Linked DNA regions of Homo sapiens: region 2 is linked to region 1. The links are chromatin loops, found by intact Hi-C in ENCODE. Cell type or tissue: endothelial cell of umbilical vein. All regions are shown on one strand. Each heading gives the region's core, and the rest is flanking DNA. Links, peaks and the distances in the headings are about the cores only. Region 1 overlaps SPTB (spectrin beta, erythrocytic). Region 2 overlaps LOC105370534 (a long non-coding RNA gene).

The links. A loop is a pair of places that touch in the nucleus more often than their neighbours do. Peaks named below come from ENCODE experiments on the same cell type or tissue, not always from the same donor. Only the 100,000 strongest peaks of a DNase experiment are listed, where the experiment ranks them.
Region 2: a loop joins it to region 1, with 6 times the contacts of the local background. A loop is called at or near these places in 25 of 110 quality-filtered maps.

What each region holds. Positions count from the first base shown.
Region 1 is chr14:64,753,207-64,769,293 of GRCh38, reverse strand. SPTB (spectrin beta, erythrocytic) reads left to right here. Exons shown (of 36, transcript NM_001355436.2): 29 at 176-260; 30 at 1,435-1,631; 31 at 1,942-1,991; 32 at 2,493-2,568; 33 at 15,501-15,757. Among named protein-coding and RNA genes, the nearest start is that of MIR7855, 24 kb to the left of the region's middle. RefSeq lists an enhancer at 2,009-2,927 and silencers at 8,852-8,901, 8,922-9,021. In endothelial cell of umbilical vein, for the core only: a CTCF peak has its summit at 4,374 (motif pointing right); DNase peaks (open chromatin) are centred at 4,373, 4,853, 6,553 and 6,683; H3K27ac peaks cover 1,761 bases.
Region 2 is chr14:64,882,066-64,898,152 of GRCh38, reverse strand. LOC105370534 (a long non-coding RNA gene) reads left to right here. Exons shown (of 3, transcript XR_943942.3): 2 at 12,163-12,230. Among named protein-coding and RNA genes, the nearest start is that of SPTB, 10 kb to the right of the region's middle. In endothelial cell of umbilical vein, for the core only: a CTCF peak has its summit at 6,150 (motif pointing right); a DNase peak (open chromatin) is centred at 6,172; H3K27me3 peaks cover 819 bases.

The DNA.
Region 1 (16,087 bases), core at 377-8,376:
CTCAGAGAGGTTAAATAACTTGCCCCAGGCCACACAGCTGGCAAGCAGCTGGGCCAAGACTTGAAGCCAGGGCTGTAGGACCAAACCTGGCATTCTTTGCAGGACCCATCTGCGCACTGCCTCAGATGGTGAAGGGTGAGCCAAGCCTGAGCTTTTCTCCCTTTCCTCCCCATAGATCCGCGAGAAACTGCAGCAGGTGATGTCCAGGAGGAAAGAGATGAATGAGAAGTGGGAAGCCCGCTGGGAGCGGCTCCGCATGTGTGAGTACAGCCCTGGAGCCAGGGCCCAGGGGCAGGAGTACCCCCGCAGGAGTAGGGGAATGGGGAGGTGCCACAATGGGTGGATTTTCACTACTGCCTAGAGAGGAGCCCCCCACAGCACTGCTCTTCAGCAAAGCTCTGGGGCCAGGGGCCTCAGCGGTCCAGGCAGAAGGCCAGAGTAGACACGCTGCTGGAAGCCTCACTCTAACTAGCCAGCGTGCCCCCACTCCCTGCCCATCCTCTGCCGCACTTGTCCCCAGCCTCATGCCCGGGCTGGTATGCCTGCAGAGCTATGGCCTGGGGGAGGAGTTGGGGGCCCGGGGGAGGGGCTGGGGGCCTGGGGGAGGGGTTGAGGGTCCGGGGGAGGAGTTGGGGGTCTGGGAGAGGGGTTGGGGTAAGGCTCTGAGGAATCCCAGACATTCCTCATGAGGAATGTCAAGCACAGAACCGGCTCTTCGTCCTTCAGCTGGGTGCTGATGAGAGGTGGGGAAAAGCCACCATTCAGGGAGGAGCTGTGAGCCAAGAAGGGCCAACTGGTGCCCCTGGCCACTCATCCAGCATCATGTGAGACAGCCAAGGGCTGGGAAGAATGTTCAACACAGAAGACTCCTTTTCAGAGACATCTAAAATACATTTTGTTTTCAAAATAGAGTTCTAATTAGTGAAAAATATAGCTTAAAAAATATAACTATTGGGCCAGGCATGGTGGGTAACATCTATAATCCCAGCACTTTGGGAGGCCAAGGCAGGAGGATTGCTTGAGCTCAAGAGTTTGAGACCAGCCTGGGCAACATAGGGAGATCCTATCTACAACGACAGAAAAAATTAGCTGGGCATGGTGGTGCACACCTATAGTCCCAGCCACTTGGTAGGCTGAGATGGGAGGATCACTTGAACCCAGGAGGCTGAGGCTGCCATGAGCCATAATCACATCACTGCACTCCAGCCTGGGTGACAGATTGAAGCCCTCCCTCTAAAAAAATATAACTATTGTGAAGATCGGTTAGGGGCCCAGTGTGGAATGGGGTGGCTGCAGGCAGCAAGCGTATCCATGTGGTTTAGGGACACCTATTCAGGCCACCTGCCTGACCACTGGCCCCAATCAGGAGTGAACGATTGGGTGCTAACAGGCCCTGGGCCTTGTGGGGGGTCTGTGTCCTGTTCCCCCTGGCAGTGCTGGAGGTGTGCCAGTTCTCGAGGGATGCCTCTGTGGCTGAGGCGTGGCTGATTGCCCAGGAGCCCTACCTGGCCAGCGGGGACTTTGGACACACAGTGGACAGTGTGGAGAAGCTCATCAAGAGGCATGAGGCTTTTGAGAAGTCCACGGCCAGCTGGGCAGAGCGCTTTGCTGCCCTGGAGAAGCCCACCACGGTGAGCAGGGAACAGTGCTGGGAGGCTCAGGAGGGTGGCAACTGTGCCCCCAGGGGTCTCATGTAAGGACTCCAGGCCAGTTGTTAGGTACTTAGAATGGTGTGACAGGCTTGGCCAGCAGCGACAATGGGAAGGAAAGACAAGTGGCAGGAAGTACTGACCTCCGAATGCAAAGGACAGAAGGGGCTGACTCTAGAAGGAACAAGTGTCAGGGCATGTGGGGGTGCAGGGCCGCATCCAGAGGGAGATCGTCTGAGAACACAACTCGCCTCTGTGGCTGCTCTGACCCCTGGGCCTTCTCCTCCTCTAGCTTGAGCTGAAAGAACGCCAGATTGCAGAGAGACCCGCAGAGGAGACTGGGTGAGTGGTGGCCGTGTGTCCAGGGAGCTGAATGCTCTGCCAAGTGGGAGTAGGGGGTGCCTTTCATCAGAAACCTGACATTGGGACCAGTTGCATTTGACTTCTCACACTGGGCACCCTCGTCAGGAAGGCCCAGAGTGCCTGAGCATGAGCGCAGAGGACCTTTTGCTTCCCCAGTCACAGGCGGGCTGAAGGCCTGGTGCGGGAGGAGGGGGCTGGGAGCAGTGGCTGCCAGGCGAGGCCCCACCTCGGAGCCACCTGAACACGGGGCCCCACAGGCCGTTCTGCCTGGAACCTGGCTCCCTTCTGAAGAATCTGCCTTGGCTTTTCCGAAGAAGTCGCTGGGCGGCTCCTTGCCAAGCACCATCCAGGCTGCCGGCTGACTGGAGGGGGAGCTATTTGGTGCTCCTCCCTGTGGGCGCAGGTGAAAAGCCAGGCCTCGCAGGAGGCACTGGCCTCAGAGGGGTGCTTGTTTCTAAAGAGAGACTGTGTCTTCCTTAGGCCTCAAGAGGAGGAAGGCGAGACAGCAGGGGAGGCTCCAGTTTCCCACCATGCGGCCACCGAGAGAACGTCCCCGGTCAGTCTCTGGTCTCGTTTGTCTAGTTCCTGGGAGTCACTGCAGCCAGAGCCCTCTCACCCCTACTAGGCTCAGCCCAGGTGGAGGCGAGATGAGCTGGCGCAGCCCCGCCCTCCATCCTCCCCACATCCCTGCAGCCACCTCCCAGCAGAGCAGGCTACGTCCTCACTGAGGTGTTCTTCATGAGAGTACTAGCCTCCTCCACTCCTCCCCACAGCGCAGAGGAAACAGGCCAGCCCAGTGACATGACGTTATTAGTTTTGTTTTACCTAATGTAATAAATTTTATTGTATAAATATATCACCATTTACATGAGGGGAAACACTAGCCAGAGATGATTAGTGCATTTCTGTACACCGTCCTTTTCCCCATTTTCCAACTCCTTCCTCTAGGCAGTACTCACCCCCTGCACCCACACCTACACACAGGCACATGCCCACACACACATGCATGCACACACAAATACACACCCACATGCACACACACCACACACCCCCATATATACAGACACCTCACGCACAACCACACACCCACATACACATACACACACACATACACATACACACAAACACACCACACCCACCCACATGCACCCACACCACATCCCCATACACACATCCACACACACCCACACACGCATACTCATACAGACCACACCCCCCATACACACCTCACGCACACCCACACACCCACATACACACATATGCACACACAAATATGCACACACCACACCCATCCACATGCACACACCACACCCCATACACACACATCCACACACTCACACCCACACACATACACACTCATACACACCACACCCCCACACACACACACATGCACACACCGCAACCTCCACACACACACACACATACATGTGCACACACCACACCCCCACACACACACACACTCACACACACACACACCCCAATCACTCAGCTGTCCCATCCCACCTGCCCCACCACAGGCATCTTCAGTGGTGAAGTGGGGGTGCCCATCCTTGTAGGCGATTCTTTCCCCCTATGCAGAGCCCTCTCCTCTTTCCACCGATCTGGCCTGAGGCCTGTGGGTCAGTGAGTCTGGATATGGAGCTGGTTCTGGGGCAAGAACAGACTTGAAGGAAGCCTGCAAAATTGAGGAGAATCCCAGGGCTTTGAGTAACAGAGGTCAGCCCCCCAACTTGTCGGAAAGGAGGATGAGCCAGAGGCCTGGCTCAAGGGACAGGGAGAGCCCAAGACAGCAGCTGCCAGAGGCCTAGGGCATGCGCCTCAGGACCTTACCTGGAGCAGGCCCCTTAGGACTCCATGGGGTCTGTGCAGGGAGCCTGGGAGGCTGTCACCCAGGCTTAGGGAGCTGCTCTGGGGAGCAGCTGACCGAGAAGAAAGCAAGAATTCAGCACACGGCTTGCACGGCTTCCCCCTGCATGTCCCCGCTGTGGCAGGCTGCACTGGGGGCCAAGGGAGCCACAGATCCTTCCTGCAGCCCACCTCTCCAGGTGTCCCGTGAGCCCGCCTGAACCTGGGGGTGAGGTTAGGAAGACTGGCATTCCACATGGAAGTTTCTGGTACACCAGTCACACCCAGAAACATATACAGATAGTGAGGCCTCCCTTTTTCAGCCCTTCTCACCCTCTGAGAGAGACAGATGCCCTCCCCACCCACCCCCATCCACCACCCGCGCGCGCGCGCGCACACACACACACACACGCACACACTCCTCTGTGGCCTCCAGCCTGGCCAGAGGCCTCCCTTTCCTAGCTGCACCAGCCCACCATGCCCAGCAGAGGGCACTGCTGGGCTCCTGCTGAAGGGTCTCTCCCAGAAGTTCCCTCCGAAGCTCCCGTCATCGCATGTGGGGTCGCCTCCCTGTCTGTGGTGGACTGTGTCCCAGCCCCTTTTTCCCAGCAACAGCCCCTGCCGGAAGGAGAGCGAACTCTGGGGGGCCGGCACAGACTGCGGACACGGGCTAGGGCCCTGCACCCTGCCCCCGCCTGCTTCTGCCATGCGTCCCTGTGTGTCTGCATGTGGCGGTGTCCTGGTGTGCGGGCTCCTCTGTGAGCACCAGAGCGACTCCATCCACTGTCTGTGTCATCTGTGTCTGTGCAAATGTAATTACTTGTGCATCAGAGCCGCCTCCAGCCAACACCTGAATGTCACTGGGTTGGGGGGAATAAAACCTGTTTGGACCTGATGATCTCTTTGGGGGAAGAAGTGAGCCCACATTTGAGACCCTTTCCGGAGAGCCAGCCACTCCAGCAGATGGGAAGACTGGCTTGTGCCCGGTACCGGAAAGAAACCAGATGGTGACTCAAACGAACACAGACCCAAGGCCTCACGCACAGATTTCCTGCTGCTGCTCCCTTCTGAGCCTTTTGTTAAGTTCTCATGGGGATCCACGAACCTCAGAGGGAGGGCCTAATACCCCATCCACCTTCGATGCAAGAAAGAGGAGGACAGAGCCTGTCGGGAAAGCCCAACCTGGCTCTAGAAGGCTCCTTGCAAGCCCAGTGGCTGGTCCTTCCAGCCTGCCTGGAACTACCCCTTCACAGAACCGCAGGCCTCTCCCAGGAAGGGATGGCCAATGGCTGCGCCTCCCCTTGGGGATAGTCCTGGGGGATGGTGGCTCTCCTGCTGGTCCTCTGTGTGTGGTCTGGTGTCGGTGCCCTACAGAATAGATCCATGCGGTGTTGCTTCATGTACAATCCCTCACTGTGCATGTCGGCTTCCTGCTGGGGGGAACTGATGGGAGTGGACCAGGCACCCCTGCTCCTGTCTGGACAGCTGCACACCACAGGGTGGCACCCCACCCCAGTCCTCCCCTTCCCCACGTGTGTGTGCACGTGGTGACTGAAGCTGCCATCCCACACATCAGCCTCTTTCTCAAGCACATCACTGCACGGTCCCACCGCCTTCCCTCACCTCTTGCCTTTTTACATTAGAGCACGTTCTGGTAAAGGCCAATCCGTTCATACAGGTAAGTGCATGGGAGGCCAGGCAGAAGAAACAAGACCTCACTCACGAAAGACAAAACTGCTGGAGGGGAAGTCAGGACATCTGGGTTCTAGTCCTTAATTCTGTTGGTAACTTCCTGCGTGATTTGAGATAAAAACCACCTAATCCCCTGAGTCTCCGCGCTCTTATAAAGCCTTCTCTGGAGAATTACGGAAAGTCTGGAACATTTCTGTATGTCAGCAATTTAGCAAATTACAGGGAGGGGCTGGGAGAGGTGGTTTTCACCACTTTCCTCTTGCCTGGTGCTTAGTGCTGTGGTACCTGGCTGGTCTCAGGTACCCACTGGTGTGAGACGGGAGATGGGAAAGAAGTAGTAAAGGGCTGGGGTGTTTGCCTTCGTCCCTGTGGGGGACTAGAGGTGGGGCTGCACCTCTGCTACGGTAAGGACAGTGCCCTGAAGGAGGCCCAGGTCTGCGAGGGAGCCCTCGGCAGTGGGCAGGCAGACCTGCTCCAGACTAAGCATCTCCCCTTCACCTGGGGCTGTGGCCCTGGGAAGCACTTGGGGGTCCTGCTGAGCATCCCCCACCTCCCAGGCTCTGGGTGCCTCAGAAGCCCCAGTGTAATGTGTGGTGAGAGGCTGTTTTCTCCTGGGAGAGAAGGAGGTGGATTGCATGGAGAAGAAATGGTGTTGATGATGCTGCAAGTCCCCCCAGGCTAAAGGTCCCTAGTGCACAGCCCTGCGCATCTTCCTGTCCACTGTGCCTGATTCTGGTTTTGGGAAGTGAAGTGTGAACTGCTCTGAGAACTCCCTCAGCAGGGCTGCGGTGATGCCATGTGTGACGTCCCTGAAAGGGATTGGTGCTCCTAATCACCTTTGCTAGGGCTCACTGTGTGGGATAAACATACCCTGCCTGCCTCCAAGCCCCAAGGCTAGATCCAGGCTGTAGTGCAGACGGGACCCTGGGATGCCAGGTCACTCCAGAAAGCAGCTGCTGGGTGCCCCCTCGTTATCAGCCTTCTCGTCAGGAAGTCAGGGAAAGCTCTCTTCCCCAAGGGCAGCTCACAGATGCCATTCTTCCGCGTGGCCTTCCAGCACTGCCTGTGCAGCCAGCAGCCCTGGAGAAAGGGACTGAGTATCTCGCTAGGGCTGAACGTAGGAGCTGAGACTCCTAGGTCCCTTGCGTCTCCATTCCCATAGGATTAAAGGTTTATGTGGCTTCAGGGAAGTAACCAGCACTTACGAACGTGAGGCGCTGAGCAGGCACTGGACTTGTAGCCAAGACCACCTCTTGGCCGGTGTCTGGCTGGCTCCAGCTGCTGCTGCCCCTTGGCAACCTGAGCACCTCCCCCAGCAGCAGCCTCCCTGGCAGGCAGCCAGGAGCTTTAATCAGCAGCCAGTGGTGGGGCTCTGACGTCCTTGGATGGAAGAGATGTGGGTGTGGAGACAGCAGCTGTGTTTCTTCTCGCCTGAACAAGCTCTCCCAGTCTTTCCTTCTCCTCCTGCTACTCTTTCAGACATTTTGCAGTGAATGCAAATCCTATGTTTGTTGGTAATAGGCAGACCCAGCTGGAAACAACATCAGTTTTCCCCAAAACCTGGGCATGTTCCTGTCTACCCAGTATGCCTGAGTCAGTGTGGCAGGGGTGTGTCTGCCTATACTCTGGCACTGCGCCTGGCTCCCTGGAGAAACCTGCCGTAGGCTCTTTCTGGACACCTGCCCGCTGCTGGGCATGTCCCTTTCTCCTTGCTGTGGTCAGATTTAATATTCCTGGCCCCTCTGTTCTGACGACTCTTCCTAAGTTCTTCCTTTCCAGCTGTGTTTCAGAACATCCTAGATACTGATGGCCTCAGGATGAGACTCAGTTAACATTGGAGGCATCTCAGAAATGGGTTTGAAGTGGACGATGTGACCACTGGGTGGCAGATCTGGATGGGGGAGTCAGTGTCTTCTAACTCTCTCTAATCTTTCAAATGCTGAGTGGCTGGCTCAGGGCCACTGAGCGACTAAGCAGCCAGCAGCTCCTTCAGGGCAGGGACCTGAAGAGGCCACACAGGTGGTGGGCATGGTGAAGACAGCTCCCGAGGAAGCCTCATTCTCTTCTCACGCCCTGGTGACAGTGGACCAGGTTTCTCCTCCCCTGCACACTGCCATTCCCCTTCCCCTCCATTCACTTTACCAGGTGCCCTTCTGCCCTGCATCCCTACCTGTCATCTTGGCCAGGCCCCCCAGTTGCCATCTCAGACAGACATCTGGACTCTGGGGTGCAGTGTTGCACTGGACTGCTCCCCTAACCCACTTCTCATAAGAGCCTTTCCCCATCCCTTGGCCTGCAATCCAGGGGACTCCTCACCATGTATCCCAGCCTCAGCTCCCCGCCCTGGCTCTTTCCCCCTGTTCAGCAACAGCTTCTGCTTTCTCCTTTAAGGCGTCTGTCTCTGCCCACCTTAAGTTGCCATCTCTTCATCTCTTTGGCTGCCCTCAGCTCAACAAACCATTTCTTTTTCTTCTCTTGCAAACAACTGTCTTCTGAACAGCCTTTCCAACCCACCCAGTGACAGCCCTTCTCACCCAAAGGACAAGAGCTGAGATATCAGACACCGGGCGAGGGCAACACTTCTTGGCGGCCAGAGTCACTTCTTGGCTGCTGGCTCCCCACATCCCACAGTCACCAGCACTCTTTGGTTGCCTAAGGCATCTAGCAGGGGGTCTTGTTTGGCCCCAAGCCCGTCTTCCAGCTCTGGCATGATTATGCTGCCTCTGTCAATCAGCCATGTGTTTTGCATAAGCCAGGATCATCTCATTTAGACTGTGAACCCCATCGGGCAGGTGCTTTCCTCTGGAGTGAGGATACAGGTCTCCTCTCTTGCAGGAGAATTAGTAAGAACACAGAGTTTGGTGCCAGACAGACCTGCGACCTCAACATTCCTCACTAATGTGTGACTATGGACAGGTCACTCATTCTGTACGACCCCCAGTTTCCCTCATTTGTAACACAGGTGTAATAACAGTACCTGCCTTACAGAGAGGCTGGGAGGATTGGAAGAGACAATGTAGGTAGAGCAGCTGGCACTGAGTAGGTGATCATTTAAGTCCCTTCATTTTTCTCCATCCCCCACCTCAGTCCTTCATCTCTTAAAAGTAGCATCCTCCATGTGAATTCTAACATGAATTCAGTTGTGGCACGATGCATCCCGTTGCTGCAGTCAGCCTGTTTCTGGGGTGCATCCTCAGGCCCTGGTTCTCACTGGTGTTACCTTTAGAGAGAAGACCTTGTCGCCTGTGTTCTTTGCTTGTAAATGCATCCGGGTTCTCTGAGCATCTTCAGAACCTCTGAAACACCCTGTGGTCCGGAGCCAGGTTGTGTTTCTCCTGGGAGCCTGAGGAGTTTGTTGTCTGTGTGCAGTCCCCCGCGCCACCTGCTGGTTGAGCCTGGACATACACCTTCACCTCCTTTGGCCCGGAGAAGACATTTACCCACCTGGCCATGTCCCTGGCCTGTTGTGCACATCCTCTGTGAAGACCCCAACCCCTGCCTCCCCCACCCAAGCCAGTTTCCTAGCAAGGCAGGACCCTAAAAAGTCAAGCTTACACAGACTCCTGCTTGACTTTGCAAGACTGCAAAGACCCAGAGATGGCCATCCCGCACCCATTGGGAGCCTGTGGCCTCTCCCTGTTGGTTTGACTACAATCCTGTGAGACCCCAAAAGGGCTGTGCCCTCTTCTCCACTGATCCCTGTCAACCAGCAACCAATGCTGCTTGTCCCCTGCCCTCCTCTGATGTCATGATCCCACAGCCAGTACACACAGCTCCTCAGACACCTCCCCCTGCCTCTTCCCCAAACCAGAGGACTAAAGGCAGTGCCTTCCCTTATTCAGCCCACTCTGCAATTCTCCTTCACCTCCATTTATGGTCTAGACTCCCTTGCTGCCCGCAACTGGACACCCAGAATTTCTTCCAAGCAGCGGGACTCTCTTCCTTCAGAGTGTCCCCTGCTCCGGTGGGTGGCAGCCCTCAGTGGTACAGGTGGAATCTGCATCTTCCTGATGACCTGAGGACTCCAGCAGCAGCCCCTGCCTTACAGCACAAAGGTGGAAGGGAACCTCAGATCAGCTCCTCCATATGCTGCCTTTGGGCAGAACCTGCCGGTCCCTTAGTCACATCTCAGCCACATGAGTAGCCAGCATCGCCCCTCCTGGTGCTCTCTGTCCATAGATCTCGCCTCCTGTCGGGTAAGGCAGTCCCCACCTCAGACCATGGCCTGCTTACAGGGGGGCAGCCTCCCCTCATCCCCTCTTATTAGCCTTGAGGCTCAGGGGAGGTGGGTCCTCCTGCCAAACCATGCTGCTAGCCTGACCCAGGGCCCACGGTTGGCATGGGTGGATGGTTCAGCTGGTGAGCTGGGAGGTCCTTGATGGATCTGGCCTAGAAAGAGGCAGGACTGATCCAACAGGGCCACAGGCCTCCCACTGCAGGTTCGCAGCCAGGGGGTCATGGGTGGGTCCCTGCCCAGCTACTTGGCTCCCTGCCTAGCTACTTGGCTCCCTGCCTTCCCACACCACCTGTGGTGCCCTTTCCGATTTCAGAGGCATTGTGTGGATAGGAAGCAGGGCCATGGATTCTTGCCTCAGCTCTGCTACTGACTTGCTGTGTGCTCTAATCTCAGCCCGTCACTGAGCTTTTCCGGAACCCAGTTTTCTCATCTGAGATAGGAGAGGCTGAGTCCCATGACCCCAAGGCCTCTTTCCAGCTCTAGAATTCTGAGAATCTCTTTTCTCACATCAGCTTCATCTACCCCATCTCCAGCCTCCCCCACCCCCTTCCCTGATAAGGCCCCCATTGTTGATTCTACCTACATACCCCTCCCAGAGGCATGGCTAGAAATAAAAGGCCCCAGAGAAATTCCTTATCTCTTATGAATTGCAAAAGATCTTTACATACACATACACACTCACATACTTGCAGGGCTGTGTCAGGCTCCCACACCCCTCCTCCCCCGTGAGCAAGGAGCCTGCCAGCAGCATCTGGCCATCCCTCCAGCTTGCTCTCTGCTGTTTGTGCACTTTCCCTGGGCAGATGGGAACCCCAAGAGTAACTATTTAAAAAATGGTTCTGCTTCAGAAAAGGATTTGACCTCTTGGATATATATCTAGACACAATCTTCCTCGAAGTCTTTTCTTGACAAAGTTGTGAGCTGTTTGTAAAATCCACTTGTGAATTACCAGAGCCCTCCACTCAGCAGCACGCCGTTGTCTTTGGCCGGACCTGGGGCCTCTGCCTTTGGCTTCTGGGGCCCCTCCACCTCAGTGCCCCACTCCAAGCCTTGAGGCAGGGCCTCAGGCCACTTCTGCACTACCCTAAAGGGGTGGGGCCTCAGGCCCTCCTGCACTGCTTACCTGTTCACATGGCTTCTCCCTTCCTGTCTCAAGCCTCAGAATGTTCCAACTGAAACTGGCCGAGAAAGGAGGGGCTGAGGCCTTGCCTGCCAGTGGCTGAGATTCCCATTCCCCATTTCTCAGTCCTGAGCATCTGCTACTCCAGGAACAAGAGGGTTTTTGAGATCCTTACACCAGCCCCACAGGACACTGGCCACAATAATTGCTCGGCAAAGCCCCAGGGAGGCAGGGGTGGATAGGGAGGGGTGAAGGATCATAAGAAAGCCAACATTTACAGACATGATCTCACTTTAAAAGGCTGCAAACCACCTGTGAAGTAGGTCATGGGCTCACTCCCACTAACTGAGTCAGGAAGGTTCTCTCCCTTCCCCCAGATGGAATTCCAGGGACTCTCACTCCAGGCCTGTCTGACCCAACACCTGGGAAGGGGTGGGCTTCTCAGGAGGCCCTCTGCTGTTGGTCCTGGATGGGAGAGCAGGAAGAGGGCTGAGGGAAGGGGCCAGCTCCGTCTGAGAGCTCATCGGTGTCTCTGCTCACAGGGCCTTCTAGAAATCCCTGTCCTCCTTACTCCCTCACCCCAGTGCCTCTTGGTTCTTCCTCCTTGTCCCCCTCCAGGGAGTTGGCCAGCCTCCTGGGAGCTGAGGAGGGGAAGAAAGGATTGTCCCCAAAGCCCCTTCCCCCTCTCCTGTACCCACCTTCATTACACCTCACCTTTCTCACCTGTGTCCGCTCCCCCCTCCCAGAGAGGAAGGGAAGCCCTGCCAAAGCCCAGTTCCTTCATCTCTCACCCTCATTCTTGGCCTTGGCCTTCAGGGTGGAGAGTACAAGATGCATTTTAAATTGTCTCTACAGGAGCAGTCAGGAACGCCAAAGAAATCTTTGCATACATTGGAAAACCCCCATTTTCCAAAGCCAACCTGTGACCTGGCCACATAATTTTTGATCGCACTGGCATAGCCTCTGAATGTCCCTGCCAAGGAATGTGGGCCAGGCACCCATTAAGAGGAAACAGAAGAAAGGTGGGATTAAGTTGGGAGTCAGTCCTGGCAAAATCCATCTCTATTTTCAGAGGACAGTTTTCTAAAGGAAGGAAAATGGAATGGAAGTATAGGAAGAAAATGTAGACATGGAGGTCTCTAGTAAAACCAATCCCAGGAGAGCAGAGGCTGGGTAAGAGGGGCAAACATGGCTGAGAGGGTCTGGCAAGCTTCCCTCCCTATATCTGCCATGGCTGCTTCTCTGAGACCCAAGGGCAGGGAGAGCACTGATGGTAGCAGGAGCAGCAGTGCAGCCCATGTCCCCTCCTCTGGAACCTACTCCCGCCCCTCTTGGAGGAAAAGCAGGGCCTCCCCAGATGTATACCCAAGTCAGAGCGCAGGATCCACAGAAAGACCCCAAGCCCAGGCTTCCAGTCCCATCCCTGCCTCTCCTGCTCTTCCTCCCTGCTACGGTGATCCAGGCAGGGCTTTGGGGCCTCCAGATCCTTGTGGCCAATGCTGGCTCATTGCAGACACTCTAGGGTCCAAAGGCTGCCAGATGCATAGAGAGGAGTGGCCTGGCCACAACCCTCAGGGGCGCTAAGGTGGGAAAAGATGAACACCATAAAGATGGGATAAAAGCTCAGGTCTGTCCATTTTGGGAGTGCATATTCCGAACTGCCTCCTATACCTATTAGCTTTGTTGTCACCAGGAAATGCAGAGTCCTCAATTCTTAGTCTGTCTTGGGAGAATTCGGCCAAGAGACCAAGTAGTAATGTAAGCAAAAGGTTTACTGAAGGAAAATAAAGAGCAGGGATTGTATTTATTTATTTATTTTGTGACAGAGTCTCACTCTGTCTCCTAGGCTGGAGTGCAGTGGTGTGATCTCGGCTCACTGCAACCTCCACCTCCCGGGTTCAAGCGATTCTCCTGCCTCAGCCTCCCAAGTAGCTGGGACTACAGGCACGTGCCACCACGCCCAGCTAATTTTTTGTATTTTTAGTAGAGACGGGGTTTCACTGTGTTAGCCAGGATGGTCTCAATCTCCTGATCTCGTGATCCACCTGCCTCGGCCTCCCAAAGTGTTGGGATTACAGGCGTGAGCTACCATGCCCGGCCTGGGAGTTTATTGAAGTAGACTCCAAGAGAGGAGCCAGCAGGTCCGCCTGGGAAGCAGCAGTATTCACAGCAAGAGTGAGGTAGCAGCAGAGACAATACACTCTGAAAGATGAGGCAGAGCAGGCTGCTCGAAAGATGAGCCAGCAACTAGAGAGTTCTGCCTTGCGGTTTTTATTAGGTCACACTCTATTTAGGTTCCTGCCTCTGTCTCAAGTCTCCACCTTTGTCTAATTTCCTGCCTCTATCTTATGTCTCCATCTTTTCGCCCCACCTAGTTCCCGCCCCAGGTTTGTGGGACTCTCCCTTACTGTCAGCTGATGAACCTGCAGGGGCGGGTGTCGGATATGAATCCTATCGAATGGTGATGTTGCTAATTACTGCCACTCCAGGAAGGGTGTATATTGGTATTTATTGCACGTGCATATCTCGTAGGAATTTCTCCTTTGCTTTCTTTCCCTCCTTAGCATGCAGCTGGCTACATTCCCACAGGTTAACTGCAGAGTGATGACTGGGCATCTTAAGGGGTGTCTTGGGGTGTTCCTTCCTGCATAGATATTTCCCCTCCTCTCTGCTCATATCTAGGGTGAATGTTTTGGATGGTCTCTGGGGTGTGAGACTTTCCAGACCTCCCTTTCTCAGAGGCTTTCCCACCTGCTCATATTTATCTGCCTACTCCGACAGTATAACCTTGGGCAAGTCACTTGACCTCTCTGAGCACTGGTTTTCTCATTATAGATCGAAAGCATTAGACTAAGTCAGTGGTTTCCAAACTTTCCCAGCCACATAACCCTTTCTTTAAATGAAATCTTACTGGATCCCTACCATGTAACCTGTTTACTGAACAGTCCTAATTTGATGAGATACAAACATGACCAGTTTTATCTTTCTTGCAACCACTGCCTTCCAACGTCTCCATTGAGCCCCCCTTCCCATTCCTAAGGCCACCTCAGGCAGACCCTGGTCACTTTCAGTGGATAAAAAGTCTGCCCAGTTGTTTCAGTTTAAAGCTTCGATCTGATGTCCAACATGGGGCCCACATCCTCCCATCCTCCATCCTCTGTTTCGGGTTTGCCCCATAGTCTAAAGGATTCAGACCAGGGAGGAGAACATGGTCTGCTCTCTCCTGGCTCCTTCCCTCTCCTCCCCAGCACTCTTCTGGACCTCTGTCTTCAGCTGTTGGGGCAGGGAGGAGGGAGCAGAAAAAGAACCTTTTCTGACCTCCTGGCTGAAGATGTCCTTGGTGCTTCAGGCATCCAGCTGCTTGGGGGCCTTCCTACCTCTTGCTGAAAGGTGTTTAGCAGTCAGGTCTTTGGGACCGGGTCCTGGCCAGATGGCTCCAGTGAGGCTGCCTTCCTTGGTGCTCACTTGGCACGGAGGAGACCCACCCATTCTTGCCCCACCTGGCAATGGGAGGCCGCCCGCTGCTGCCCCAATCTGTCCTGCCCTCTCTTTCTTCTGCCCCAACAGGCAAAAGGGCAGATCAGCAAGGTCTAGCATAAGGAGATGCCCAGCCAGGGAATGGCAGGTCAGCTTCCCCTTCTCGTGGGCACCTGTATGTCATACAGTGAGTGGCACCATTGGAGGCCCCTCCCTTGACTTGGGCAGGGGCCAGGCATCCCCAGGTCTCCACAGGGAGGTGCAGGGAGGTAAAGACCACAGCAGTTCCCCAAGGCTGTGCCTCCTTACGAGGGGGATTCTCAACTCCTGCTGAACATTAGATCCCATGAAATGCTCAGTAAGAGATACCAATGTGCCGACCCCCGGGGCCAGTTAACTCAGCATCTTGAGATGGAGCCTGAGAATGTTTCTTTTGAAAGCACCTGAGGTGATTGCGGAAGGCAGCCAGGGTTAGGAACCACTGCCCTGTCCAAAAAGTTCCCATCAAATGATGGAGAAAGGACCTGTTAGACCTGCTGATGGCCAGGGAGGGTCTGGGTTCTCCCTTTGTAAGGTGGCAGGGGCGGGCAGACTTAGGACCTGGTACCCTTAGTTTTAGGGCTTTAGGCACAATTTGAAAGTACCAGAAGAGTTCCCATTCAACATTCTACTATAAGTGGTTGCCGAACTTGTCTTAGCAGCAGAACTTTCCTCATACGAGTGTCTGGCTGCAGCAAGGGGAGGGGCCAGAGCTTTGCCAGCAGCATTGGAACCTGCCCCCCCTCACACCCCTTTAATGAAATAATCACTCAGGCCCCTTTGGCTCACTCTGAGAACCTTCCGTTGCTATGTTACATTGGAGAGAGGGGGCCACCCTGCAGCTCTCTGAAGGGAGAATGGGGTGGAAATGGAGCCAGAAGCACAGGCAGAGTAGAGAAGCAAGGGGGCACCCATAGCAGGTTGTGGGAGAGCCAGGGTGGGCCAGGAGGTGGGAGTAGAAAGGAAGTAGGCTTGGGGGTGTGGAGAGGGTGGCTGCTGACCTCCCAATTTTGCTGAGAACAGCCATCTCTAAGCCAGAGTACCCAGAAAGGTGTGCTCCTCCCTATGCCCTGAGCAGGGGGAAGAAGAGGGAACGTGGCCTCAGAACCTGCAGCAGCCACCACCGCCGGGTCAGCACAAGGATGGGCAGAAATCCACTGGGGATGAGAGGCCCACCACGGAGCCCCTCTTTAAGGTCCTAGATACGCCTCTGAGCGAGGGTGATGAGCCCGCAACGCTGCCGGCCCCGCGGGACCATGGGCAGAGTGTGCAGATGGAAGGCTACCTGGGCCGCAAGCATGACCTGGAGGGGCCCAACAAGAAGGCTTCCAACAGGTGAGTGCGGGAGAGGCTGCTGGCTGAGGGTAGGTTGGGCAGCTCTCAGGGATCTCTCTGCTAGCAGAGCCTTGGTGACATGGGCATGTGCTGGGGGAGGGGTGCCTTCTGCCTTGGCCTGTGAGAGCTCCTAGACACCCCTCTGGGCCAGCCCCGAGGGCTACTTGGCATGATGGGAAAGCCTATCTCCAGTTCTGGTCCTGAATTCAAATCCTGTGTCTTCATGCAAGTTACTCAACCTCTTTAAATCGGTTTCCCCATTTGGAAGGAGAGGATGAGAACAGTATGTCTTTTCACTACAGATACTGTTCCTGGCACACAGTAGGCACT
Region 2 (16,087 bases), core at 3,087-11,086, 130 kb before region 1:
CATTTTTGCTTGTTTTTTGAGACAGGGTCTCTTTTTTTTGAGACAGTCACTCAGGCTGCAATGCAGTAGCATGAACCTGGCTCACTGCAGCCTCAACCTTCCAGCCTTAAGTGATCCTCCCACCTCAGCCCCCTGAGTAGCCGGGACTACAGGCATGCACCACCATGCCTGGCTAATTTTTTGTTGTTGCTGTTTCTTAGAGACAGGGTTTCAATATGTTGCCTCAAACTTCTGGACTCAAGCAATCCTTCTGCCTCAGCCTCCCAAAGTAGTGGGATTACAGGCATAAGCCGCCATGCCTGGCCTTCATTTTTCATTTCCTGTTAAGTGTGATCTTGCTGTCTGAACCCTCTCCCCAGAATTTGCTTTGTAATTTTTATATGGCATTTAACAAATGCTGCCTTATATTAGAATCATTTGTTTCCTTCTCCTATCTCCACCCCACTAGAGTGAATGCAGCCTGAGGACAAAGACCATATGGTCCTCATCTCCGATCTCCGCCTTGCACATGGGGCATTCAATAATTTTTCTAAAATTTCCTGACTATATTGAAAAGAGGTTGTGGGTTGCCCTTAAATAACTCTGCCATTGCTTACCATTTCTCAAGATGTTCTTATCCTTTCCTATCAAGACACATGCTTTTTTTTTTCTTTGATGTAACACATGTATGTCCTTATATGGCTATACAAACATTATTTGTTGCATTTTAGGTAGCTAGAAGACAGGCAGTTTTTACTGTTTAATCTAGTTTATGGAATGCTCAATTGAAAGATTTACAAATATAAACTCTTACTAAATCTTTTAAAATAATAATTTTAATCATAACTCTACTTACAGAAGATTATTTTATAAATCAAGTGTTCTTAAACCAGGATGGAACTATATATAAAATTAAGTATTTGTGTATAAATGTATATTTTTCTCTGTAGAGAGGGTGCATAGCTTTCATTACATACAGGAGTTTGTTACCCAGAAAGAGTAAGAACCATTCTTATGAATCACTACTTCTACAGCAATGTTTTTACTTTGTCCTAACTCATTACTTGCAAAGGAATTTTTTAAAGTACCAGTAGTTGTTTCATAGACAACAGAACCAGTCAAAGAATCATTTAGGATAGTTCCTGATGCTACTTCCAAACCTCTACCTTGTCCCCACTTTGCTACCAGTCTTGCCTTCAGCTTAATTGAAGAACAAAATAATGAGATCACACACATGATGTACAAAGACCTCACCATCTGCCACATACATCTTCCTTTTCACGCCTTCTTTTGGAGGCCTCTGCTATTTTCACAGGAGATTTTTATCCAGATTCCCACTATGAAAATTCTTGTCCCTCTCCCTCTCCCGTCTCCCTCTCCCTCTCCCGTCTCCCTCTCCCTCTCCCGTCTCCCTCTCCCTCTCCCGTCTCCCTCTCCCTCTCCCGTCTCCCTCTCCCTCTCCCGTCTCCCTCTCCCTCTCCCGTCTCCCTCTCCCTCTCCCGTCTCCCTCTCCCTCTCATGCCGAGCCAAAGCTGGACGGTACTGCTGCCATCTCGGCTCACTGCAACCTCCCTGCCTGATTCTCCTGCCTCAGCCTGCCGAGTGCCTGCGATTGCAGGCGCGCGCCGCCACGCCTGACTGGTTTTCGTTTTTTTTTGGTGGAGATGGGGTTTCGCTGTGTTGGCCGGGCTGGTCTCCAGCTCCTAACCGCGAGTGATCCGCCAGCCTCGGCCTCCCGAGGTGCTGGGATTGCAGATGGAGTCTCGTTCACTCAGTGCTCAATGGTGCCCAGGCTGGAGTGCAGTGGCGTGATCTCGGCTCGCTACAACCACCTCCCAGCCGCCTGCCTTGGCCTCCCAAAGAGCCGAGATTGCAGCCTCTGCCCGGCCGCCACCCCATCTGGGAAGTGAGGAGCGTCTCTGCTTGGCCACCCATCGTCTGGGATATGAGGAGCCCCTCTGCCTGGCTGCCCAGTGTGGAAAGTGAGGAGCGTCTCTGCCCGGCCGCCATCCCATCTAGGAAGCGAGAAGCGCCTCTTCCCCGCCGCCATCCCATCTAGGAAGTGAGGAGCGTCTCTGCCCGGCCGCCCATCGTCTGAGATGTGGGGAGCACCTCTGCCCCACCGCCCTGTCTGGGATGTGAGGAGCGCCTCTGCTGGGCCGCAACCCTGTCTGGGAGGTGAGGAGTGTCTCTGCCCGGCCGCTCCGTCTGAGAAGTGAGGAAACCCTCTGCCTGGCAACCGCCCCGTCTGAGAAGTGAGGAGCCCCTCCGTCTGGCAACCACCCCGTCTGGGAAGTGAGGAGCGTCTCCGCCCGGCAGCCACCCCGTCCGGGAGGGAGGTGGGGGGGGTCAGCCCCCCGCCCGGCCAGCCGCCCCGTCCGGGAGGTGAGGGGCTCCTCTGCCCGGCGGCCCCTACTGGGAAGTGAGGAGCCCCTCTGCCCGGCCAGCCGCCCCGTCCGGGAGGGAGGCGGGGGGGGGGGGTCGGCCAGCCGCCCCGGCCGGGAGGTGAGGGGCTCCTCTGCCCGGCCGCCCCTACTGGGAAGTGAGGAGCCCCTCTGCCCGGCCAGTCGCCCCGTCCAGGAGGGAGGTGGGGGGGTCAACCCCCCGCCCGGCCAGCCGCCCAGTCCGGGAGGGAGGTGGGGGGTCAGCCCCCCGCCTGGCCAGCCGCCCCGTCCGGGAGGTGAGGGGCGCCTCTGCCCGGCCGCCCCTACTGGGAAGTGAGGAGCCCCTCTGCCCGGCCAGCCGCCCCGCCCAGGAGGGAGGTGGGGGGGTCAGCCCCCCGCCTGGCCAGCCGCCCCATCCGGGAGGGAGGTGGGGGGGTCAGCCCCCCGCCCGGCCAGCCGCCCCGTCCGGGAGGGGGGAGGGGGGGTCAGCCCCCTGCCCGGCCAGCCGCCCCGTCCGGGAGGGAGGTGGGGGGGGTCAGCCCCCCGCCCGGCCAGCCGCCCCGTCCGGGAGGGAGGTGGGGGGATCAGCCCCCTGCCTGGCCAGCCGCCCCGTCCGGGAGGTGAGGGGCGCCTCTGCCCGGCCGCCCCTACTGGGAAGTGAGGACCCCTCTGCCCGGCCAGCCGCCCCGTCCGGGAGGGAGGTGGGGGGGGTCAGCCCCCCGCCCGGCCAGCCGCCCCGTCCGGGAGGGAGGTGGGGGGATCAGCCCCCTGCCTGGCCAGCCGCCCCGTCCGGGAGGTGAGGGGCGCCTCTGCCCGGCCGCCCCTACTGGGAAGTGAGGACCCCTCTGCCCGGCCAGCCGCCCCGTCCGGGAGGGAGGTGGGGGGAACAGCCCCCCGCCCGGCCAGCCGCCCTATCCAGGAGGTGAGGGGCGCCTCTGCCCGGCCGCCCCTACTGGGAAGTGAGGAGCCCCTCTGCCTGGCCAGCCGCCCCGTCCGGGAGGGCGGTGGGGGGGTCAGCCCCCCTCCCGGCCAGCCGCCCCATCTGGGAGGTGAGGGGCACTTCTGCCGGGCCGCCCCTACTGGGAAGTGAGGAGCCCCTCTGCCCGGCCACGACCCCGTCTGGGAGGTGTGCCCAGCGGCTCATTGGGGATGGGCCATGATGACAATGGCGGTTTTGTGGAATAGAAAGGCGGGAAGGGTGGGGAAAAAATTGAGAAATCGGATGGTTGCCGGGTCTGTGTGGATAGAAGTAGACATGGGAGACTTTTCATTTTGTTCTGTACTAAGAAAAATTCTTCTGCCTTGGGATCCTGTTGATCTGTGACCTTATCCCCAACCCTGTGCTCTCTGAAACATGTGCTGTGTCCACTCAGGGTTAAATGGATTAAGGGCGGTGCAAGATGTGCTTTGTTAAACAGATGCTTGAAGGCAGCATGCTCGTTAAGAGTCATCACCACTCCCTAATCTTAAGTACCCAGGGACACAAACACTGCGGAAGGCCGCAGGGTCCTCTGCCTAGGAAAACCAGAGACCTTTGTTCACTTGTTTATCTGCTGACCTTCCCTCCACTATTGTCCTATGACCCTGCCAAATCCCCCTCTGCGAGAAACACCCAAGAATGATCAATAAAAATAAAAAATAAAAAAAAAAAAAAAAAAAAAAAGAGCACGAAGTGAGAAGAAGCTGGCCTTGCCCTACTTGGATTATCAAAGGAAGTAACAACTCTGGACAAGGAGAGATTGCTCTGCCTGGTGATAGCAGAGGAGTCTCAGAACCAGAGGAGGAGGTGGCACATGGCTTTATCCTGTGCACCTCTCCCTCACTTAACAACTTTCATTCTTCCTGAAAATGAAAGCCTGCCATATGCTTGCTGAGCTGTGGACTTTTCACGAGCCCAAGTGAAAAGCTGTTAAATGAAAACATATCTTTTTTAAACATTTTTAGGGAATAAATTATGATGCTCTCCCTTCCAACTCAAGACACTCAAATAATCCTCACAGATAGAAAAATGTATCCATTGAACAATGAGAATGAGTTTATGTAAGTAATAACAATCGGAGAGTAAATAAATGCAGTTTGCTCATCAAAAAAAAAAAAAAAAAAAAAAAAAAGAAAATTCTTTAATGAACCCTTCTTTCTCATGCCAACATTTCTGGCCAATCCTACAGTTTTAGATAAGAATTTATTTTAAGAGGAATAAAATCTCTTATAACAGTGCCAATTTGAAGTGCTAGATCCATTAGCTTTTCCTGATAAACTTTAGAAAAAGGGAATGGGAAGTAAACTTCTGGCTTACTATTAAAAACCTGCTTCTTGGTCAGTTTTCTGCAAAAGCTGTCTCTCCTTCTTCCTCTCTCTCATGGATTATTAATAATTTTTCTGTATCTTTCTCCTTTCTATCGTATTCCCTTTGGGATTCACTCTTCCCCAGTGATTTAATTTAGTTAATGTTCTAATTAGTGCAACTTCCACCCAGGAGATTCCTTGAGCTTTCACATCAGTGCTTTTCCATATGATAAACTCCATTAACAAGTCTCTGAACATTCAAGAAAAAGGAAGCAGTTGTTTAATGCAATAGTCTCTACCTCATTTGCCCCTGTCTTCTCATCCAACTTTCTTGGCTGTTCTGGAGCTTCATCAGCAGATAATTCCATCATCAAAGAAATAGGGCTGAGCTTTTTCAGTACGTACTGTCCCTATCATCACTATAAGTAAAAAAATATTTTTATACACAAGGAAAACACCATCCCTTAGAATGGCTTTTTTTTTTTTTTTTTTTTTTTTTGAGATGGAGTGTAGCTCTCTTGCTCAGGCTGGAGTGCAGTGGCTTTTGATCTTGGCTCACTGTAACCTCCACCTCCCGGGTTCAGGCGATTCTCCTGCCTCAGCATCCCAAGTAGCTGGGACCACAGGCACGTGCCACCACACCTGGCTGATTTTTTTTGTACTTTTAGTAGAGACAGGGTTTCACCATGTTGGCCAGGCTGGTCTCGAACTCCTGACCTGAGATGATCCACCTGCCTTGGCTTCCCAAAGTGCTGGGATTACAGATGTGAGCCACTGCGCCCAGCTAGAACAGCTTTTTAAAATGCTGTTTTGTTTGTTTTGTTTTGTTTTGTTTTGTTTTTGTTTTGAGATGGAGTTTCACTCTGTCGCCCAGGCTGGAGTGCAGTGGTGCAATGTCAGCTCACTGCAACCTCCACCTCCTGGGTTCAAGTGATTATCCTGCCTCAGCCTCCTGAGTAGCTGGGATGACAGACATGCACCACCACGCCCAGCCAATTTTTGTAGTTTTAGTAGAGACGGGGTTTCACCATGTTGGCTAGGCTGGTCTCAAACTCCTGACCTTAGGTGATCTGCCCACCTTGGCCTCCCAAAGTGCTTGGATTACAGGGGCGAGCCACCATGCCTGGCTGAGATTTGTTCTGATATACTCATCTTTTTCTTCCAATCTCCAAGGATTCCCAGACATAATTAGGAGTATAGTCTAATCTGGACTGTGAAATCAAATAGCTAAGTGAACCACAACAGACTATTCAATCTGATGTTCTAAGCAACCGTTCTTAACCTTAGTTGCACATTGAAATCAACTGGGGAGCTTACAAAAATTCATGATTGGGTCCCATCCTGAGAGATTCTGATTTACTGGTGTAGGATGCAGCATAGACAGTGGGGATTTTTAAAAGCTAATATAGCAGTAGGCAAAGATGAGAATCCACAATCTAAGGTAGTCAGCACGACTAACACAATCAGCTTCAATCAATGAAGCTGAAACAGTGTCATAATACTGTCATAAGACAGCAGAGGGCAGAGTTGGCTCACATTTACATAGAGATAAACCATCTTACATAGGAAATAGTAAGTAGTTAATGTAATTTTAACTTTGTACTTTGTGGTTGTCTTTTGCCATAAAGCTTTCCTTCACTGTTAAGGCAAAATTACTTTTTGTACATTGGAAATTACTGGGAAGCCCCTGGGGGGCAGCTGATCAATAAGGTCATTGTATAATTTATTGTCCAAACCAGTACATTTTTGAGAGTGCCAAGGGAGCACTATTAACGATTATGCCAGGATAACAGGTGCAAACCTGTTTTGCGCAAACTGGAACATATGGTCACCATGTCTTATGTGGGATCCAGGAGATGAGCTAGAATCTGTAACATAGCTTTATTCATTAAAGCAACTAGTAGAAACTATGTACTTATGCTGTGTACTTATGCGTATTAAAATCTTCAGCATTATTTTTGCGTATGCCCTATCCACCTATCATTGTTTAGTATCATACTAGGGATCTTGGGCAATAGAAGAGAAACTTTTTAAAGTATCAAGCATTATACAATTTAGTTGGGAAGAGAAGACTGATACAGAACTTTGTTCTGGTAAATAAATCACAAGAACACCTTCAAAAATCCCTTCAGTAAGCAGAATATAACAAGTAAAATAAATAATGAGTTAGTGAGAGATAAACTGTAAATTATGTGCATGCTGTTCTTGACTTGTTGTGGCTCCACTTAGAGTTTCTGGTCATGGTCCTTGCATGCCTCCAGCACTTCCAGTAGGCAGAGACCAGTTGACTTCCTGAGCTGCTCTGAGTCTAAACCTCAGAAATTCTCTTCCTTGTGAGCATAGCTTCTCTATTCTCATAGCTTCTCTATTCTCTATTTTCATAGCTTCTCTATGCACTCGCTAACTCCTTAGTTAACCTCTATAGCCATTGATTCCCAAATTGAGTCAAGGAATTTGAGTATGAAAGGTATGATACAAATGGCAAAAAGCAAATAATATACTACTAACAATCATTTAAGTCAGCAACAGGAAGATTCCTCAAGTAGAGAAGTTTAGATCCCGTTTGGACACTCAGATCGCCCATCCCACATAGAGATCCAGATCCCCATACTGGGTGTTGCAACTACGCCACACACTTTTTGACTGATAACAACCACAGTAGTGACCTGTCTTTATGATTTCCCACAAGATTTTTTTTTTCTACCAATTTTCAACTTCAAAACTTATTCACTATTTTGCTTTTTTTTTTTTTTTTGAGCTAGAGTCTCACTCCTTCGCCCAGGCTGGAGTGCAGTGGCACGATCTCGGCTTACTGCAACCTCTGCATCCTGGGTTCAAGTGATTCTCCCACCTCAGCCAGGATTATAGGCACACACCACCACGTATTTTATTTTGTATTTTTAGTAGAGATGTAGAGACAGGGTTTCACCATGTTGGCCAGGCTGGTCTTGAACTCCTGACCTCAAGTGATCTACCACCTTGGCTTCCTGAAGTGCTAGGATTACAGGTGTGAGCCACTGCACCCAGGCCACCATTTTGCATGTAAGAAGCTTATTCTCAGCTGTGTGCAGTGCCTCACACCTGTAGTCCTAGCTGCTTGGGAGGTTGAGATGGCAGGATTCCTTGAGCTCAAGAGTTTGAAACCAGCCTGGGTAACATAACAAGACTCTGTCTCTCAAGAAAAGAAAAGAAAAAAAAAAGCTTATTCTTCTTCTTTTGCTGACTTATCTTGTATGAATTCCCACTTGATAGTTAACCTATCTTATAATTTGTTCTGCATTTTTTGATGTTTATTTGAGTAATAAATATAGTTATCAAGGTTAATTAGGCAACCTTAGGAAACTCAAATAATTAAAGCACAATAGTAAAGAAAACAAAGTTATAAGATCAATCCTGTCATAAAATGGTTAGGGTTTGCTATGGTTTGAATGTGTTCCCCAAAGTTCATGTGTTGGAGACTTAATCCCCAATGCAGCAGTGTTGACAGGTGGTTTTTTTTTTTTTTTTTTTCGAGACAGAGTCTTACTCTGTTGCCCAGGTGGGAGTGCAGTGGTGTGATCTCGGCTTGCTGCAGCCTCGGCCTCCCAGGCTCAGGTGATCCTCCCACCCCAGCCTCCTGAGTAGCTGGGACTACAGGCATGTACAACCATGCCCAGCTAATTTTTAATTTTTTTTTGTAGAGACTGGGTTTTGCCATGTTCTCAAGGCTGGTTTTGAATTCCTGAGCTCAAACAATCCGTCCAGACAGGTGGGATCTTGAGGGAGTTATTAGGTCATGAGGGCTCTGCCCCCATAAATGCATTCATGTTATTATCTTAGGAGGGCATTCATTATCAGGAGAGTGGGTTTGATAAGAACAGCACCTTTTGCCCTCACGTTTGTTCGCTCTCTTGCCCTTCCACCTTTCCACCACGAGATGATGCAGCAAGAAGGCCTTCGCCACATGTTGGTGCCATAATCTTGGACTTCCCAGCCTCCAGAACCATGAGCCAAATAAATTCTGTTTATTATAAATTACCCAATCCATAGTATTCTGTTATAGCAGCATAAAACGAAGTAAGGATTGTTTCTTTCCATAGCCTCAGGTTGGTCTAATGGCCAGTGTGATGACTCGACAGGTCTTCCCATTGCTCATGGGGTGGACTGGTAAGGGGCTGAGCATGAGTCAGGCAACTCCATCTTCCACACTGGCGATGGGATCCCTGAATGAGCAAAACAGATCAGCTGTGCTGGTTTTGATTAGATCCCTGAATGAGCAAAACAGATCAGCTGTGCCGGTTTTGTATAAAAAGAATAGTTTTTTTTTTCTAACCTTTGGGGCACGGTTATTTCATTATCTGAGTTATTGATGAGAATATTCAGACCTTGTTTTCCTTTAGTTCACTGCTGTTTTGTTCTTGTTCTCACCATCCTCTCTATCAAAGCTTGTTCGCAGGTAAGGATCTCATATCTGCTATTTATATTTAACTATATTTTCCCCCACATTGAAAACAACTTTATTATTTATTATAAAATATTCTATGCTTATGAAATACCCAAACCTTATAGCAAAATAGAGAAGGAAGTAAGAATTACTCTAAATCTCACCATCTAGAAATCACTTAGATTTTTTGGAGTATCTTTCCTGATATGAAATGTCTTATTTCTTAATCAAATAGAAATTATTTAGAGCCTACTTAAAAAAAATCAACAGTATGCCATGACATCTTTCCCTATCAGTAAGCATAAAACCACATCACTTAAATGACTACATAGAATTTATGTGTGTGTGTGTGTGTGCATGCGTTCACACCATAATTGGTTTAACCAATCCCATTTTGATGAACATTGAAGTGATTTCCAATTTTTCATTATTATAATGAACATCTACTATGTTCTTAGCATAAGTGTAAAACATAGAAAGCTAAAGCTAAAAGAATCCTTAGAGACTAGCTAGTTCAATGCCATCATTTCGCAGAAGAGAAGCTGAGATATAGAGAGGTTAAGAGGAAGTAGAATCCAGGTATTTTGCCTTTACATCTAGTGATCTTTCTGGTTTACCCTGCTACTATCTTAAAAAAAAAATTCTTGGCTCTTAAAATGTCACTAAGTGGAACTGACTTTTTTTTCTTATGCCAATAGCCAAAAGATCCTACCTTAAAAGCTAACTCCTCCCGGGGTCATTGCATTTTAAGATTTGCTTTTAAGGCTGGACGTGGTGGCTCACACCTGTAATCCCAGCACTTTGGGAGGCCTAGGCAGGTGGATTACCTGAGGTCAGGAGTTCGAGACCAGCTTGGCCAACATGGTGAAACCCCGACTCTACTAAAAATACAACAAAATTAGCCTGGCGTGGTGGCAGGCACCTGTAATCCCAGCTACTTGGGAGGCTGAAGCAGGAGAATCACTTGAATCTGGGAGGCGGAGGTTGCAGTGAGCCAAGATCTCACCATTGCACTCCAGCCTGGATGACAAGAGCAAAACTCTGTCTCAAAAACAAACAAACAAACAAAAGATTTGTTTTTAGTTATGAAATAAGTTAGCAGATTCCAGTACATTCTTTGGAATGAAGGCAGGATAGGGATATGCTGAGTATTTGAAATATATGGGGCTGGTGTTATATGGGGCTGTTTATGCCATAAACAGGCATAAACATATACCTGTTTATGCCTGGCAGTATTTATTTGAGGAGAAGGGTAAGGGTGGAGAAATAGAGTTAGGCAGCAGTTGGGGTCAGTGATGGAAAACAAATGCCCACTCACAGTTTGGAACTCCTCCCAAAAGAAGGGTCTACAGCTTTCCTTTGGTTCAGTTTCTGCTATGGAAGGTCAAGAGCTGGGTGCGTAAGTGCATTTTGATTACTAAGATGGAGATGGAATAGAACAAGCAGCACAGAGTTGTTACTCTACATGCTTAGCATAATGTGGGGCTAAATTCTTGACTTAATTAATGACTTAAAATATTAGGTTATAGTATGAATCATCTACATTACATATCATGGGATTTGTTAATTTAAAAATCATGAGATACTGCTCCTTGAATAAATGATGCTTTAATAAGCAGAGATTTGGATTTCTATGTGATCTTTGTAAAACTACTTAAACTCTTTCTTAATTTCTTAATATAGCAGTAAGGATAATGATAGCAATTTACTTCATGAAATTGAATAAAAATGACATAAGGCATTTGGAAGAGAGAAAATGATAAATGCACTTTTAAAAATAGAATTTTTCATACCAAAAAAATGAGGAAAATGATATTTCTGAGAAGACCCAGTTATATTCTGTATGAATTCTATAAAACATATGTTTGAATTGAATCATAGTTTCTTGTAGACCAGACCTTAAATCATTGAAGAAATATCCAAACAGAAATTGAGCAGCTGTAGAAATATCCAATAGAAAAGAAAATGAGATGAATTTGCAGAAGTAATGGAGTCTTTTATTGCAATGTCTTTCCAAACTTTATTGAAAATTTCCCAAAGGTCTTGGTTAATATTAAGAACAAATATTTGTGAATTTGGAAACTGCTCACTAACAAATAAAAGCAATTAACAAGACCATTTATGCTGGCAGTAATTATCATATAAACACAAAATTGTTTTATTGGTTAAACTGTTAGAACTCCAGCTGTCATTCCATATTAACAAATTTGATTTTTTAAAATTATATTTTCTACCCTTGATTTGAGTTTCTGGCTTGATAAATATTAATAAAGGAAGAGAACAAAGTTTTCATGGTTAGTTACTCTCAGTTGTCTACTTGCAGACTACCCACTGTCTGGAGTACTCAAGGTAGAGTGTTAATATCAAAACAACATTAACTCACTCCTTATAATGCGTTTGGATTCATCTTCCTATGTTCTTAATCCTGTGTACTCAAGGCTTTGGCATATTGGAGTATGGGAGTTGGAGCAGGGCCATTGCCCAAGGATGAGGACTGAAAATGACACTGAGAGGGTGGAGCAGACAGAGACAAAAGCTAACCGAATCATCATTATTGTGTTTGCTATCCCTTGTTATAAAGACGTTGGAAGATGGCAGACCCCTGCCTCCATAGATGAGCTCAGTGGTAACTGTGAGCATAAAACCTACTCGATTCACTCCATTTCTCACCCATTGACAATAAGTTAGGTATGGATGCATCAGGGTAGCTGAGGACCTGGTGAAATTCAGGCACAAATATTGCCAGCTATGTTTCAGGGAATGTGAATTCATTTAAATAACCTTATTCGAACATAGATAGGAAAGTTAATCTCCTGAAAAAAATCACAAATATGCATTTTTAAGCCAAATAGAAATGACTTTTTGAATTACCTGTTCTTTGGTTGATCTCCAAGATTGCAACCTCCTTTAATTTCCATAATGTGTTCATTCATTTATTTACTCATTTGCTCATTAGGCCTTTATTAAGTATATCTTTTGTGTCAGATACTATGCTAAGTGCCAGGAATCTTAAAACTATATCCTGAAAGCAATGGGGAGCCACTGGCTGATTTAAAGAAGCAGAGTGACAAGACCAACCTTCCTTTTTAGAAAGTGTACTTTGGCTACTATGTGGAAGCAGAATTGAAGGAGAGGGAAACTGGAGAACGGATGAACAGGTAAGAGGCTCCAGAAGCAATTCATTGTGAGAAAAGATGAGGCTGTGTGATGGACTTAATTGTATCCCCCTAAATTCACATGTTGAAGTCTTAGATCTCAATGCCTCAGAAAGTGACTGTATTTGGAGATAAGGCTTTACAGAGGTAGTGAAAGTAAAACTGAGGTCATATGGATGGGCCCTAACCAAATATAACTCATGTCCATAAAAAAAAAAAAGAGAGTAGGACATAGGTGCACACAAAGTGGAGACTATGTGAAGACAGAGGGAAAAGATAGCCCTCTACAAGCCAAGGAGAGAGGCTTCAGAAGAAATCAACCCTGCCGAAACCTTGATCTTGGACTTCTAGACCCTAGTACTGTAAGAAAATTAATTTTTGTGTTTGAGTCACCCAGCATATGGTACTTTGTCATGGGAGCCCTAGCAAATTAATACAGCCTTGGGAACAAGGTGAATTAGCACCTACAGGTCCCAGTTCATCAGATACCCCAGTGTAAGTCTGCCATTACATCTACTCAAGCTCATGTGAGGTGACAAAAAACCTAATCCTGTGTGGCAAGGAAAGATCAGGAACTGCAATATAAGAAAAGATGCAGCCAGGCATGGTGGCTCACACCTGTAATCCTAGCACTTTGAGAGGCCAAGGCAGGTGGATCACGAGGTCAGGAGTTCGAGACTAGCCTGACCAACATGGTGAAACCCCGTCTCTACTAAAAATACAAAAATTAGCTGGGCATGGTGGCGCATGCCTGTAATCCCAGCTACTCAGGAGGCTGAGGTGGGAAAATCACTTGAACCCAGGAGGTGGAGGTTGCAGTGAGCCACTGCATTCCAGCCTGGGCAACAGAGCAAGACTCCACCTCAAAAAAAAAAAAAAGAAAAGAAAAGATGCTCATTAATTTCCAAGCCTGGTTAATGCTTCCATGGACTAGCAGATGACAGGATACAAATCTTGTTTTGCTTTTTCCTGTTATTGGTGGAGGGAAATTTGAAATTGGTGTCATCTGCCCCTTCAGAAGATGGTTCATCTGGTATTTGCAAACTTGCTGCAGGCTTTCAAGTTCCTTCCACAACCATTCTGTTTGAGGCATCTGAAGGGCAAGTTTGGTCCCTAATCCTTGATTCCTCCATATTGTAAATGGCAGGCTTTTCCAATTGGTCCTGCTGCTGCTTTGTCTTTGAAAGTTGTGGAGAATGTGATGCCTCTAGATGTTTCCAAAAATGAAATGGAAATTTCACCTTAATTTTATGAAATGCATGTCTTTGCAAAAGGGTAAAGAAGGGAAATAATGATTTTTGAGCTATGGGCAGTATTCTGATGATTTCTGAACATTATCATGAGTTCTTGATACCTCCATTGTTGTTGGCGGGGATTTGAGTTTGAGTTGAGTGGAACTTCAGGTTTGTTTGGTTTGGTATTTACGTTTTTCCGTAGCTTTCCTACATATATATTCATTTCTGAATTCAAGTGGTTCATTTATTTCACACAAATAACTTTGGTTATGTGATTCAGTTTTTTGTTTTTGTTTTTATTTTTGTTTTAGATAGGGTCTTGCTCTGTCACCCAAGCTGGAGTACAGTGGCGTGATCATAGCTCACTGCTGCTTCGAACTCCTAGGCTCAGGTGATCCTCCCACCTCAGCCTCCCAAAGTGCTGGGATTACAGGCATGAGCCATCGCATCCAGCTCAAAATATTTTTAGGATCAATTTAATTCAAGGCCAAGCAAGTTGGTGTAGCTTATTATAGTTTTTGGTTTATGACTTATTTTTATTCAATGTCTTGGGTTTTATAAATAAAATCATAAACTTTAAAACTGTTCATAAAACTGTGAACTATATTTAAAAATCATCTGGCTGGCAACTCAGTTGGTTTTTATAATCTGAAAATTTATGCTTTTCTTCAACTCTGAGAATTTCTATTCTACTTTCCCATTATTACCTTCTTCTACTCTCTTTTCTTTCCTTTTGTAACTTCCATTAAGCAAATACTGGACCTTGGGGGATTTTGCCTACATGGCTTTCAACCATTTTCACATACTTTCCATCTCCTTTGTCTTTTGCCCGGTGTTTGGGGAAAATTTCTTTGGCTTCTGTTTCCACTAATTTGCCCTTCAAGTAGGTCTGTTCTGCTTCTCAACTAATGAATTTTCAATATCAGAAATGACTTTTTAAATTTCTAAGGTTTCTCACTGATTATTTGTTGTGGATGCAATATCCTTTCAAGACTTGCTGATTAAAATTAAATTATTTAACATTTATCTTGTTCCTTTTATTAACTTAGTTTCCTCTGATATTATTTCCTTCTATTAGTTGGGTTTGGTGCTTCTCTTTCATGGTATTGGTTCCCCTCTCCCCATAAGATATTTGGTGGTTGTCCTATCATCCCTTAATGTGGGAATGGGCTTGTCTCCTCTTTCTGCTTATCATAGCCTATCTTCAGGGGCTGTGAAGAAGGGTCAGGACATGCTATCCCAAGAGAGTGAATGGTTTCTGTCATTTCTTGGGGTCACTAGATCCCTGAGCTCTGCCCCTTGGGTCCCAGGATCCCCATTAACTTTTTTTTTAAGTCCTGCAGGCAAACACCTGATATTTAATGTGAGCAGGACAGAGGAGGCTCCTAAGTGAATTATTCTGTCTCAGGGCCCCTCCTCCTCTTGTATCCTTTAACTATTGCTTGCAACTTCCCTAAACTATTGCTCCTCCTGAATCTGTTTTGGTTTCCTCTGATTTTGTTTCTCTGTGAATCAGATCTTGCATCTTTTCTGTATCTCTGGATTTCTTGAACATTGTTGGAACACTGATCCCCTTTTCCTTATTTTCCTGTGCTTTTAGATGCCTGTTTCAGACATATCTTCTAATGAAATTTGGGGTAGAAGAGAAGCTAAATGCGTGTATTCAATCCACCATCTCCATCCAATCTTTACTTTTTAATTTATTTATCATCTCTACTTATTATTAAACAATACAAGCTTATTGTGAAAAACTCAAAGACTACAGAAATGGAAAGTGAAAGTTCCCTCTTATGTTAGATGATTCTAACATAAGTCTCAACTTATATCTTCTTGGCCTCACCTGTTGGTTTCAGCTAGACCTGAGTAGACAGTTCTGTGAAGGTTTACCCCCCACTCTCTGGCTGTCAACATCTATTCTCAAATGCACACCTTCTCTTCTGGCCCCAGAACTCTTCCAAATCTGCAGACTGCCTATGTGGAGCTTGCTGGGTAGCTCGGAAGTGTAGGTTTTCAACATGGGTGGGAGACCAGTGGGGGCAGTCCTTTGTCCAACCAGGATGAGGGTTAATCTCCTATCCTTCACATAGACAATTCCAAGAGGTATTCTATACTCTTCTGAGGAGGTCCCTCCAGACGTGATCCCTATTGCCCACAATGATGACCTTGATAACGAACATATGTATGTGTTTCCTTCTCCCTTCTTTTTTTTTTTTTTTTTTTGAAACAGAGTCTTGCTTTGTCACCCAGGTGGGAGTGCAGTGGCGTGATCTTGGCTCACTGCAGCCTATGCCTCCCAGGTTCAAGTGATTCTCCTGCCTCAGCTTCCCAAGTAGCTGGGATTACAGGTGCGCACCACCACACCCAGCTAATTTTTGTGTTTTTAGTAGAGATAGGGTTTTGCCATGTTGGCCAGGCTTGTCTTGAACTCCTGACCTCAAGTGATCCGCCTGCCTCGGCCTCCCAAAGTACTGGGATTACAGGTGTGAGTCACCATGCCCAACCTTTCTCCCTTCTTTTATTCTCCCAATTTCTCATTCCTGGCCACAGAGATCTGTTCCCCTTTCCCTATTATTTGACAATGCCCTTTCCTCACTGCAAGCCTAAATTTCCTCTCTTCCTCAGTTC